2 separate regions of the Mus musculus genome follow, and region 2 is linked to region 1. Evidence: chromatin loops called from intact Hi-C (ENCODE). Cell type or tissue: left cerebral cortex. All regions are shown on one strand. Links, peaks and the distances in the headings refer to the core of each region. The heading gives the core; the rest is flanking DNA.

Evidence for each region. Hi-C counts contacts between places; a loop is a spot of excess contacts. Peaks named below come from ENCODE experiments on the same cell type or tissue, not always from the same donor. Only the 100,000 strongest peaks of a DNase experiment are listed, where the experiment ranks them.
Region 2: it touches region 1 in a loop (2.1-fold over the local background); 5 of 42 quality-filtered maps call a loop at or near these places.

Annotation. Positions count from the first base shown.
Region 1 is chr9:22,995,417-23,003,421 of GRCm38, reverse strand. Gm36743 (a long non-coding RNA gene) reads right to left here and starts at 6,988. Exons shown (of 8, transcript XR_379189.2): 1 at 4,846-6,988. In left cerebral cortex, for the core only: no CTCF peak of the experiment used is centred there; a DNase peak (open chromatin) is centred at 3,029.
Region 2 is chr9:22,554,863-22,559,862 of GRCm38, reverse strand. The region is part of intron 5 of Bbs9 (Bardet-Biedl syndrome 9 (human)); the gene reads right to left. Among named protein-coding and RNA genes, the nearest start is that of Bbs9, 82 kb to the right of the region's middle. In left cerebral cortex, for the core only: a CTCF peak has its summit at 2,318 (motif pointing left); DNase peaks (open chromatin) are centred at 2,303, 2,578 and 4,340.

The DNA of each region.
Region 1 (8,005 bases), core at 1,149-6,148:
CCTCACGTGTGACTGCCCCATCCCAGCAGGGACACTTCTGCACAGCTATTGCCACAGGGTGGGGTGGGGCTTGGTTGATTGGAACCAAAGGCACCAAGTTCTACAAAGTCAACCTGACTTGGTGTGGGGTGCTTCTGCCTCCCTGCCTGCTTCATGGTAAGTGACACATTCCTAGGGGCAAGGGGACCTGGGAAGTGCCTACACAGCTCTCCTGAAGCTGTGTCATAAACACAGTGACTGCAGGGGACATTGGAAGAGAGACTGGAGCAAAATGGATTAAGATATGATCACCCACAACAAGGAGAACCACTCTTTCTAAAGCACAGAATTCTTCTCTCTCATGCATCCTTTGCCCTAAGAGATTAAAGCGGCAGTGGTCCCCAGGAGCTCTTCCTCCGTGGTAACAGGATGTCTGAAATCTTTTGCTGGTTTCACTCTCAGTAATAAACTTCCCTTCAGCAGGTTAGCCTCTACATAGCCATTGGGTTGTGCTGGTCTGGATAATTGTTATACTGCAGGGAAGGAATCCTAAACTGAATCTTGAGTGCTTAGGTCCAGCATCCAATGCTCTGGAGTCCTCTTTCTTGCCAGCTCTCCCATTCTGCCTGGGAACTTTGCATTTTGAATTATTTTCCAAGTTCCAGGATCTTTGTGGGGATAATCATAGCATCTCTTCCTTGAGTTTTGATAAGAACCAATGAGATAATAGATGATAGATTCATATTCACAGAAACTCTCAGTAAATTTAATTCCCTAAAACTAGGTACCTAGGAGAAAATGAAGTCTTTTGCACTTGATTTTAAGACACTTTCCAATTTGAGTCGGAATGGGTCATTGCAAGACAAAGCAAATGAAATAATAGGGCTGAGTGCACTACAGTAGTGGGGCCCTTGTTTACTCTGTAGGTAACCCACATGCCATCCCCAGCACCACAGAAAAACAAGGAAACAAATCCATGATGGGTAAACCATACCCATCTATGACTTGACATATAAGTTTCCCATAGCTATTCTCTGTCTGTGTCTATGTATGTGTGGTACCATGTTAGAACTTAACGTACTTCACTCAGCTTTTTATTTTCAAAAAAACATGCCCTAGCTAACTTTAACTTGGCACAACCTAGAGTCACCTTCAGGGTATCTCAATGAGGGATTTCCCTGATTAGATTGGTCTGTGGGCATATCTGTGGGGGATTTTCTTCATTGGTCACTGATGCGGGTGGGCCCAGCCCACTGAGGGCAGCACTACTCCCTAGGTAGATAGACTTAGGCTGTATAAGCCAACTAGTTAAACATGAGTCTGAAGCAATACTCCGTCATGGTTTCTGCTGTACTTTGTTGGGTGTAAGTGAGTTCCTTGTTCAGAGGTAAAGTTGTGTAGAGTAGCAAGCAGGCCTTCATCAACTTCCTACCTTGAGTTATTGCTCTGATTTTCCTCATCAATGGACTGTAATCTGTAAGCTGAAATAGAGCTTTTTTCCCCAAGTTGCTTCTTAGTCACGGTGTTTATCATAGCAACGATAATCAAACCAGAACAAAACGTAATGGAGCACTCAGTGATGTGTGACTAGTTTATGGGCTGAAAAATAGAAAGTGTCAAACTTTTCACTTAAACTCATATATTGTTTGTAAAGATTTATTTATGTGTATATGAGTATTCTGCCTGTATGTGTGTGAGTACACCATTTGGGAGGCCAGAACGGAATATCAGGTCCTATGAAACTAGCTTTACAGATAGATGGTTGTGAGTCACCATGCGGTGCTGAGAACTGAGCCCAGGTCCTCAAAAGAACAGCAAGAGCTCTTAGCCACTAAGCCATCTCTCCAGCCCCAAACTCCTTTTTCACCAAACCCATGCTTATTGTAGAAGCATGGTATTTGTTTTCAGTTTGCTTCATTTATAAAATTTGATTTACAATTTTATATGAATACTAATAAAATTAATATAAAGATAATTATATGAGTATAAATAAAATAATATAAAAATAATATCAATACAATATTAATATCTTATCATATTCTTAAATAAATGTAGGATTTTGTTTTAATCTGTCCCTTAAAGAAATATCCATGACTTTGACACTGAAGGAACATAAATTCTGAGCTCTTGGGTAACTAGAAACAAGCATGTGGTTAGGGATGGGGATTCAAGAGTTGAGGTTTAGAGAAGGCTACCAAGTCTCCAAGATGGTTTGGGATTTTGGGTTTTTTGTTTTTTTACTTAAAAAGGAAATCCACAAAAATACCTTTTGTCTTAAAAATAACCCATCAATAACTTGTGAATTCTTTTACTCCTGGCTAAGAGTAAGTATCATTAAACCATCCCTGGGGGCTGTTTCTTTTTCTTCTCTATCCAACATTCCATAAAACAAAAGCCAGTTAATCTGTGAATTTCTACCCTCCTCCAATACCATTTTTAATAGACAAACAGTCCCCTGGGTTCCCCAAATTCCTTCCCTGGCAGCACAGATGGAAGTGGATAGCTAAGATGTAAGAGCAAACCTTGCTAGGCTCTCCTCCACTGGGACCCAGAAGGCAGAGCTGGGTAGATGTATTCGTTTGCTGAGGCTGCTGTAACAAAAAACCCTGACTGATTAGCTGAAACCACAGAGCTACAGTGAGAGTCCTGAGAACCCTGAGGGAAGGGTGTGTTCCAGGCTATGTCTTTATATTCTACCTTCTTTCTTTGATAGAGTGTGTTTAAATTCACCTTTCGACTCTGAAATCTGGTCTGGGAAGTTGGCACTAGCCTCTGAAAACATGAATAAATATCAGCTCCATCATATTATCCCCATTAACACACTGTCTAGAAATGGTATGCAAATGTAGAGAGAGAGTGTCACCTCTGTCCCCTCCCTGGAAGTGATTTTTCTCAAGCATATAGTCTCCCAAACCAATGTAGTCATGTTACAAAATAGTGTCCTGACACACATGACACCTCACTTGTTTTTAGTGAACTTAACACTGAGCTAAAAGGAGAAAGAAGCCGGACAGATGGCAGTAAGGCAGAGAAGTAGCTGCTTCGGTGTGAGTTGCAGTCTGCCGCTTGGCAAGATGGAAATGTTCCCTATTTGGGGCTCATTTTCAGTTCAGCACATGCACATCACTTCCTGGGTACCCCTCATTAGAGTCTCTCCTCAGAAGCCACCTCTCTGCCTCACTAGCAACATGAGCTCTCTGCCTGCTGCCCACCTCCCCAGCACCCTGTCTTTTTGATATGGCCATTGCCCCCTTGCTGATAGTATCCTCAAAAACCTGAATCCTTGAAGAGAGAGGCCATGTTTTATGACAGCAGACCTGGCGATACAAAGAAGAGTGCTTGTCTATGTGCAGTAACAGCAGACCATCAAAACTCAATGGTGGTAAACACTGAGCTGTCCTTATGGAGCAGAAAAGCACAGACCCCCACCCCCACCCTTCTTTCCTGAGATCCAGTTTTTCTGTAAAAATGTCTACCCACAATGCCATCTATCCTGTTAATTAGGTGGGTCCTTGCTGGGACATGCACAGCTCCATATCAGAGACCACAAACGGTATCTCCATCACTATAAAGACAGAAAAGATACTGCAAATAATCTTGAGGCTCTTTTAATCAAAAGTATTAAGTTTTAATCTGTGTCTTCCTTTATCTTACACTATGTTTGCTGAATCTCGAGGTCAAACTGATAGTAAATGCATACACATTTCTTCCTGTACTAATTTATCGTCTATGAGGATTTCTCTGTGGCATTCACAGCTATTTTATTCCGACACATTTCCTTTCATCAAAAATAACTGTATTCGCTGGCCTTAGGAAATCTTAGAAATGTGTTTATACTAAAGCACTCTTGAATTTGACTCTTCAACATGGCCCAAGTCTAACGGGTCTCTTACTTCTATGGCAGCTCCAGTCATCTGAATGTGCTTTTGTGAAATGAAATTCTCTCCCAAGTTGAACTTGGGTTAGGAGGAACAAACAGACTTAGGTTATCTCCTTATCTACGCTCAGGGATGCCAAGAGAGGAAGGGATGACGGCTTTGGGTTCCCATGGAGGAGCCAGCTCAGCATGGGGTGGAAATTTTGGCAACCTGAATTAACTGCCTTCCAAAAAGCTGTCTTCAAGCATCTTCTGGAACCACCTTTGCACTCAAGTTGAAGCTCTTAGTGGGAAAAAGTCAGAAAAGTGTCCCAGAATCTCACGATGTGAGCTGCTTAAATAAAGGTCTAAGTTTGGCCATATCCTTAAAGCTATAAGAGAAGAGAAAATTTGAGTTCTTTATTCCAAAGCATTCTGTCAGGAAACAAAACAAAAACAAAAACAAAAACAACCTCTCCAAGCACTTAAAAACAAACAAACAAACAAACAAACAAAAACCTGCTTTCACTTGCTCCCCAGTTAGTTCTATGGGGCATTGTCCTGAGGCATGCTAGCTAGCCTTCACCTTGAAAAGAGTAAAGATAGCCACCTGATGCATTTTAGGTACAGTGCAGCTAATATCTGCTCCATGTGGATGAGACTAGGTGAAGAGTTGATGAGAACTGGACTCCCCATGCTACCACCCACTCCCATCCTGCCACTGAACCCTACCTAACTTTTATAAAGTGCCCCATTACTGGAGACTCTGGAAACCACTCTTCATCCTGGGGGCAGCAGGGGCAGGGACTAGGGATGATCTGCCGGAGAGGAAAATACAGTGGAGAAATTGCTCTCTGTTCCAGCACTACGCCTATTTGCCTATTGCCATGCCTCCTCCCATACCGTCATGGGCTCACCCCTGAAACTGTAAGCAAGCTGCCAGTTAAGTGTTTTCTGTTATTTAAAAGAAAACAGAACAAATCAACAACAAACAAATAAAAAGAACTCACCCTGCCAAATTGCTTAGTAATTCGAAGTTGCTGATGGAACAGAAACAAAGTCCAGAATGCTTGAATGTTTATGAGCCGTGAAATCTTGGGCATGCTATCGGATCCCAGAAAGCTTTGCGCTCTCATCTGGAGGTGGGAAAAGTACTCATCTCCCAGAGTTATTGCTGAGGACTAGACGAGATAAAATTGCAAGTATGGCCTTTGCTAAGTTCCTGGCACACAGCTCAATCATTAAATGAAGGGTAGCAAGTTCTAAAAAATGTTATTTGATATTTTGATTGACATCTTCGAGTTAACAACTATTTCTCAAGCAATGACTGAGTGCCAAGTGTACTACTGTACTAGCCTCTTGGAATCCATTGGTGAAAGAAACAAAAATTTGCAGTCTGTAGAGCTCACATTTTGGTTGGAGGCACACACATACAAGAATGAATGAATGAACGAATGAATGAATGAAAAACAAGCAAATAATGAATAGGACAAATTGGAGAATGATAATTGACCACTTAAAAGAAACAGGAAAAAATAAGCAATATTAGAATACAAGTGGGGGACATTGGAGTTCCCAGTGTGGAGGGAGAAGGCTGGCTGGGCATCACTGAGTGAGAAATCCGTGGATTGACCAACATTCTAGGGAGGAAGAAGAGTGACTACAAAGTCCTTAAAGCAGGAAGACAATGAATGCATGGAGGAATAGCAAAAAGGCCTGTGTGGCTCAGTAGCAAGGAAGAGTATGGGCTGGTCCAAATGGGAAGGGTACCCACATCAGCTCTTGGTAAAGTTGTGGGCATCCCAAGTGACCTGTGGGGCACAGTAGAGATTTTAGCTTTGCCTTTGAGTAGAATTGGAAGCTATGGCAAGGTTTTGAGGAGAGAAGCAACACATGATTCAGATTTGGAGCACATCAGATCGATATGCTGGAAAGCACACAGACAGGCAATGCTAAGTCAGGGACAGGAGTTTCAGGCAATCGCTATGCTACAGGGAAGCATGGTGATACCTCACAGGAAGCAAAGGTGATGGAGGCAGTGAGCAGAGTTCAGATTCAAGATACATTTCAGAGATACGTCTAATGGGATTTCTTGATGGGTTAGATTTGAGGTGTGAGAGAGAGATAGTTGCAAAGGCTCTAAGTATATAATGGATGAACTATAAAGACATTGCCCTTGGTGAAATAAGCCAGATGCAAAAGACACATATCACAGAACAATTCTGTTTATGTGAACAGGGTGAGGCTATAGAAAATGGACCAGGTCTTGCTGGGGGATGGAGAGACAAAGAGAATGGTGCACAGGGAAAAGATGGCTTTGGGTAATATATGCAAAACATCATGGATTTATTACAAGGTGCTGAGTTACACACCATGAAGTAGTTAAATAATGCATTTTATGTTCTGCTAATTTGACTCCAACAAAGAAAAATAACTTATTTTATTACTCTGGCTTCAACAACTAGAGGATTGGAGTAGCATCCACTAAGGTAAGGAAGCCTTTGGTTGTGGCAGGCTGTAGAGGAAGTTGACCATTTATTTTTGGAAATTTTCAATCTAAATGGTCTTTAAGTACACAAATACAAATGCAAATGTTGAGGATATAATGAATTTAGATTGTCCACCTCTGAGAGGTGTTGGTATACCCAACAGTGAGGAGTTAACCCAATGTCTTTTCTAACTTAGTTTGTGCTGTTATATATGAGCATTTGAGACCAGGTGATTTAGAATATGTAAATTTATTTTCTCACACAATGGAGGCTGGAAAGCCCAAGATCAAGCTCCTAACAGCATCATCTGTCTGTCGACCTCTGTTCTTTGCTTGGCTTTGGCAAGACACCTCAGTCAGTAGGATGCCCACATAAGGACCCAGGTTCAGGTCTCTGGCACCCATATCAAAAGCTGACTGTGTAGCCTGCATCTGTAAGTGGGAAAGGAGAAACTGGAGAATCTCTGGGGTCTGGTGGCCACTGATGCTGTCAAACTGGTGAGCTACAGCTTCAGTAAGAGAGCTTGTCTTGCAAAAATTAAAATGGAGAGTAATAGAGGAAGATATAGTCAGCATCAATCTCTGGATCACAGACAGAAATGTATGTACATGCACAGACACACACACACACACACAAACAAATAAACACACACACACATCCACAAACACATGTACATACACATACAAACACATGCACACATACTCACAAATGCATGCATACACAAGTACACATACATGTGCACACATGTACACACACAAACACATGCACAGATGATGCTTGTTCTGGCATGGTCTGGTGGAGAAGAGCGCTGGGTTCTCATAGGATGGGAGTCCTTGAGGCCAAATGATATCATAAAAGCATGACAGCCAGTGGAAAGGACCAAGGAAACCCAGACATTAAAAATTCGGGGAAAGAAATAAGAAACGGCAAAGGAGATGGAGAAGGACTAGCTAGTTAAGAGCAATGAAAGCAAAAGAGATTAATTACAGTCTCCTCAGTATCCCAAGTCACCTCAGTCATAAAGTCCTAAACAATGTCATGATGTGACATGTTTTAATAAGGGTCTTTATATGCTCTTCTCATCAACTGGTTAACTAATGGCCATCCTTGAAAACTAAGCTCAAATGTCCCCCGTCCCTTCTGTGAAGCCTTCCCTTTACCTCCACTGTGACTCGGATGTTTTTCCATCACAGTGACAGAATATCTGAGGGAAAGAAGTTAAACAACGGAGGATTCAGCCTTGGTTTTAGGGAGGTCAGTGCTCTTGAGCAGAACACAAGGGTGGCAGGAGCGTGTGGAAGGGAGGCTGTTCTCCTCCTAAAGAACCGGAAGTGAGTGCAAGGGAGGGACAGGAGATCCCGTGTGACCTCCCAATGCTCGCGCTACCTCAGACCTGCCTAAATTTGCAACACCTCTAAAATAGTGCCACCAACTGGGAACCAAGCTCACATGCTCGCAGGTGTCCTGTGTGTCCCCACAGCCATGACACCGTCTTGTTGCACAGTAAATTCAGTATGTGTAGTCACTTCTGCAAAAAGACTCAAAGAGAAGGGTAGGTTTACAATACCAGTGAAGTCCAGGCTCCAGCACATATACAGTTACTTACAATAGCCATGGAGTGGAAGACAAAAATGCCTTACTTCACTCAGTAAAAATGAACCCAAGAAGTTTAGTGTACATC
Region 2 (5,000 bases), core at 1-5,000, 440 kb after region 1:
ACAGAAGATCTCTAGACTTACCACCTTACGGTATCAAAGACAACTTGAGTGCCAAATTCAGGGAGAGACCCTGCCTCAAAGAACTAGGTGGGGAATGACAGAAGAAGGCACATAACGTGCTCTTCTGGCTTCATAAACATATACAGGTGCATTTACACGTGTAAACATGCACACACAATTAAATAAGTTAACAATCCTCTTTTAAGTATTCTTTGTGCCAAAATCCTATCTGGAAACAGAGAATGAGCTGTCGCTAACTGTGACTTCACTGCCCAAACACACACACATTCATTCACTATGTTCTCATTTATATTCGGTTGCCCTGCCCTCTCAATCTCTCTTCTCTCTCTCTCTCTCTCTCTCTCTCTCTCTCTCTCTCTCTCTCTCTCTCTCTCTAATTCTAAATAATATATGAGAAACAAGATGGATGCCATTACACAATAAAATCCATGTGTTCAAAATTCCTCATCTGAAAGATAAACTCTTAGAGATGGAATGGAACACAGCTGCATCTGTTCATTCAGAAAGCCAGCTAGTTTCAAAGCCAGATAAACTACTCAGGATAATAGGTATAAGAGCTCTTATTCTCTGACTTTCTTCCCTCTCTGACCCCCTTCTCCCCTCCCCCCCACCCCATGTTCCTGGCTGGCCTCTTCTTTCCCCTCCCCTCCCCTCCCCTCCCCTCCCTTCCCCTCTCCCCTCTCCCTTTCTCTCTCTGTCTCTACTCCCTTCTCCTCTCCCCTTCCCATGTCCTAAATAAACTCTATTCTATACTAAAAAAATAATAATAGTCATAAGAAATTCAGAGATCACTTATGAAAACACACAAAATTGTTTATGTTCTCATTTTGTGAACCTATTCTGCATACACAATATTATTAAAAATTAAATCTAGGGGGCTGGTGAGATGGCTCAGCAGGTAAGAGCACCCGACTGCTCTTCCAAAGGTCCTGAGTTCAAATTCCAGCAACCACATGGTGGCTCACAACCATCCGTAATGAGATCTGAAGCCCTCTTCTGGTGCGTCTGAAGACAGCTACAGTGTACTTACATATAATAAATACATAAATCTTTTAAAAAATTAAATCTAAGTAGGGAGAGGTAACTTATAGAGCCCACCTCCAGCAGGAAGACAAATCAAATGAGGGATGGGGTTGCCATCCCACAGTCACAACTCTGACCCATAATTGTTCCTGTCTGAAAGAATTACAGGGATGGAAATGGAGAGGAGCCTGAGAAAAAGAAGGTCCAGTGACAGGCCCAAAGTGAGATTCAGCTCAAGGGGAGGTCCCAACCTGACACTATTACTGAGGCTCACAAATGGAGTGCTCACAAAAAGGGATCTATCGTGACTGCCCTCCAGAAGACCCAACAAGCAGCTGAAAGAATCAGATGCAGATATTTGCACCCAACCAATGGACAGACGCAGCTGAGCCCTGTTGTTGAATTATGGAAGGCTGAAAGAAGCTGAGGAGAAGGGCGATCCTGTAGGAGAACCAGCAGTCTCAATTAACCGGGACTCCCAAGATCTCTCAGATAGGAACACCAATCAGGCAGCTGATATGAAGCCCCCAACACACATACAGCAGAGGACTGCCGAGTCTGTGTTCATTCAGAGATGATGCACCTAACTCTCAAGAGACTGGAGGCCCCAGGGAGTTTAGAGGTCAGGTGGGGTGGGGGTGGGGACATCCATGTGGAGACAGGTGGGTGGGAGGAGGTGTGGGATGTGCAACAGCCGGAGGGTGGGAGAGGAGGAATAAAATATGGAGTGTAAAAAAAATTAACAAATAAAAAATAAAGAATTTAACTTTTAAGAAGAAAAAAAAAACTTAACTCTACCTCTGATCTGAAATGGCTAGCCAAACTGAATTAGATGATACTTCGTGAACTTCTGTCGCAGGGCTCAGAGTACCGATTACCACTGTTTAATATATCACATCGTGCTTTTCCTTAAAGAAAGCAGTTAAATGCATCTTTAACAAAGGTCACAAGCACAGACCTGCCACAACAATCAAGCCGCCCAAGCAGCTAATTTATTAGCAGTATCCTACGAGCCCCAGACGCAAGGGCAGATCGGTCCAAAGAGCCTCCGGGGGTGTCGGGGTGTCGGTGAGCATCAAGGCAGCCATGGCGGCTCATCACACTCAGGGGAAGCCCCAGAGGGGAGGGGATTTTATTCACTAAGCCAAGGACAAAGGAAAAACTGTTTTCGAATCCTGTTCAGGCCTAGATGAGTAGGTACTTCTGTTACCTACTCCAAGGTAGGCCTCAGGAAATCAAAGGGTGAGGCGAGGGCGCCCTCTGCTGTCCAGCACAGAATCGCGAGTTACCAGGCAACAACTGACTTGGGTTGTTTGCCTTGGACTTTTTTGAGACCATCTCTCTTCTGTCCACTATATCCAGCCAGACATTTACTTTGTAAAAATGTTCCTTACCCATTCCCATATTTTCTGGGATTTTACTATTCTCTATCATTTTGATGCCTTAAATCACTGAAGTGTGGGCTGTGGTGATAAATTCGTGTGTAAAGCTTGCCGCCGTGTAAGCCAACAGTCTGAGCTCAATCCCCAGGGCCACAGGGATTCCTGGGGCTCACTGGTTGGCCAGCCTCACCTACTTGGAGATTCCAGGCAAATGAAAGGCTCTGAGAAACATAAAGATGGACAGTAACCGAGAAATGATGCCAAGGTTGTTCCACGGGCACATACGTAACTGCACATGAGAACACACACACACTCACCCTCACTCACGCACACGCACATGAATGTTGTATCATGTATAAATGTAAAGCTATGCAGGGCCACTTACATGTGTCAAATGAATCTTTCTTAGTGAAAGATTCATTTGACACATGCTCTGTGCTCTCCATTTCACTGAGATCACACAAAGAGGAAAGTAATTGAAGAACACAGAAGTGAAGTTGATTTGAGGAGAACAAGGATGGCAGTCAACGATGTCTCGTCTCACATACTCCGGTGAAATTACCGGAATCAAAGATTTTACCATAATCTCCACGAAAGTAGTGCCAGCCCGCTTGTCATTGGCTCAGCCGAGCAGCTCCTCTGTAAGGGAAGAAGGTCAAGAACCATTGTCCTCCTGTGGCGGGAACTGAGGCTCAGGGAAGCTCTGTGGTCTGCTAAGGGACACACAGCAGCCGAACAGCAGTGTCACGGCTCACGGCTGTCTCTCCAGCTGCACAGATCCACACAGCAGGCACCTAATGAGATCTCTTTAATTCCATATTTAAGGTAGCCTACCATCACAACTGCATGTCATGGACTTATGACATCAGATTTAAGTATAAAATATTAAGTATTTTATTGGACAGATAAAGCCTGATATAGTTGCTCATCAACAATTAAATTATAAAAAAGGAAAGAAATATCAAGTAACACCTACTCTCTGTGTTGAATAAAATATTTGTTAAAAGCAGAATTTAAAGTATATCAATATGCTGCCAAGAAACAAAGGAAATAAAATTCAGAAGCCAAAACCGAAGTGAAAGTGGAATCCACAAAGGTACACAGAGCCCTCGGGACATTTTCCTAAGCCAGATAATCTAAACATAAGCTTTCGTTTTCATGCTCTCAAATGACACACAGAAAAGGGGAGGATGGGGCGGAGCTGCCCAGGACAGAGCCCCCCACCACGCTCCAGACAAACCTAAGACCACAAAGAACTTGACCCCTAATATGAACAGAATTCAGAAATAGCATTACCTCAACCAAAGGGGAAAGAAAAGAAAATGCACACATCAGAACTTGGAACCAGATGAAGGGGGAAAAATCTCTCTTAAGAATTCATAAAATTTATTCTGTAATGTAATTCATTAATGTAAATTTACTGACTAAACCATTCTATCAGATAGCCAAAAAATAAATAAATAAATAAATAAATAAATCTGTGAATTTAGAATAAAATGGTCCAGGGCTAGAAATACAACCAAGCATATAACCAAAGAAAGCTCAAAGATTAAAGGACCACACCAATCACTCACACGAATAAAGTTCTGAAAACTCGACCTCAGTCAAAACCACATCATACAGGGACCTGAGAGAGACACGAGCGGGAGACAGCAACAGTGGGATTAGACTCACAAAGACTTCACATACTGAAAATGACAGAACATAAGAATATGACATTCCTAAGCTTAAGGAAATTAAGGTAGGCATTAAAAATATGGCCAAGGGCAAGCTGAGCAAGCCCAGAGGTACATGTGCCACAACAGAAACCAACTCCAAATGTGTCCACCATGTTTCCCTCTTCGATTACAACCTTAAACTGGGCATGCTGAGGAACATACCCTCTAATGAGCATGCTCAGGGCTGTGCCCAATCTAAAGCACTCCTATGAATATGTATAAGCGCCCAAATAAAATCTCGGAATTTCCTTTGCTCACAAGAAGCATTGCTTCCAAAATAAATCACATCTCTCCTCTCCTACTGGCTCTTTTAAAATATATACAAATGTATTATGTATGACTGACATACAGTAAGAGATTCTTGTAGGTGGCAGACTTTATCAGAATGTATGGGGACGACTGCTGGAATAGAGTTAACCAAGTGAGCACAAGTCCAAGAGCAGGGTTAGAGGGGACCCAGGGCTAGCTAGACATAGTGGCACCTGAGTGTGATCGCAGCCCTCGGGAGGCTGAGGGAAGATAGCCTCCAGTTCAAGGCTAGCCTAGGCTACAGAGACACACTGTCACACAGAATTTGTCACGCTAAATGCCAGTGATGTAGGAAAAAGAAAAGTAAATCTAAATAAATTGTGCAAAATGCATCTCAGAAATAGAGAGGAGATGCTGTGAAGTTAAACTCCCAGCAGGACGAGCCGGACTGCGTGCACACAGCTGGGCTGGGACAGAGCCACTGGGGGAGCTTCAATGACACAGGGAACCCCAAACAAATAAAAGTCACTAATAAATAGAAATAAATAAATAAATAAAGGACAAATAATCACTGAGCATTGTTTAGAATTATTGGACATCAGAACCT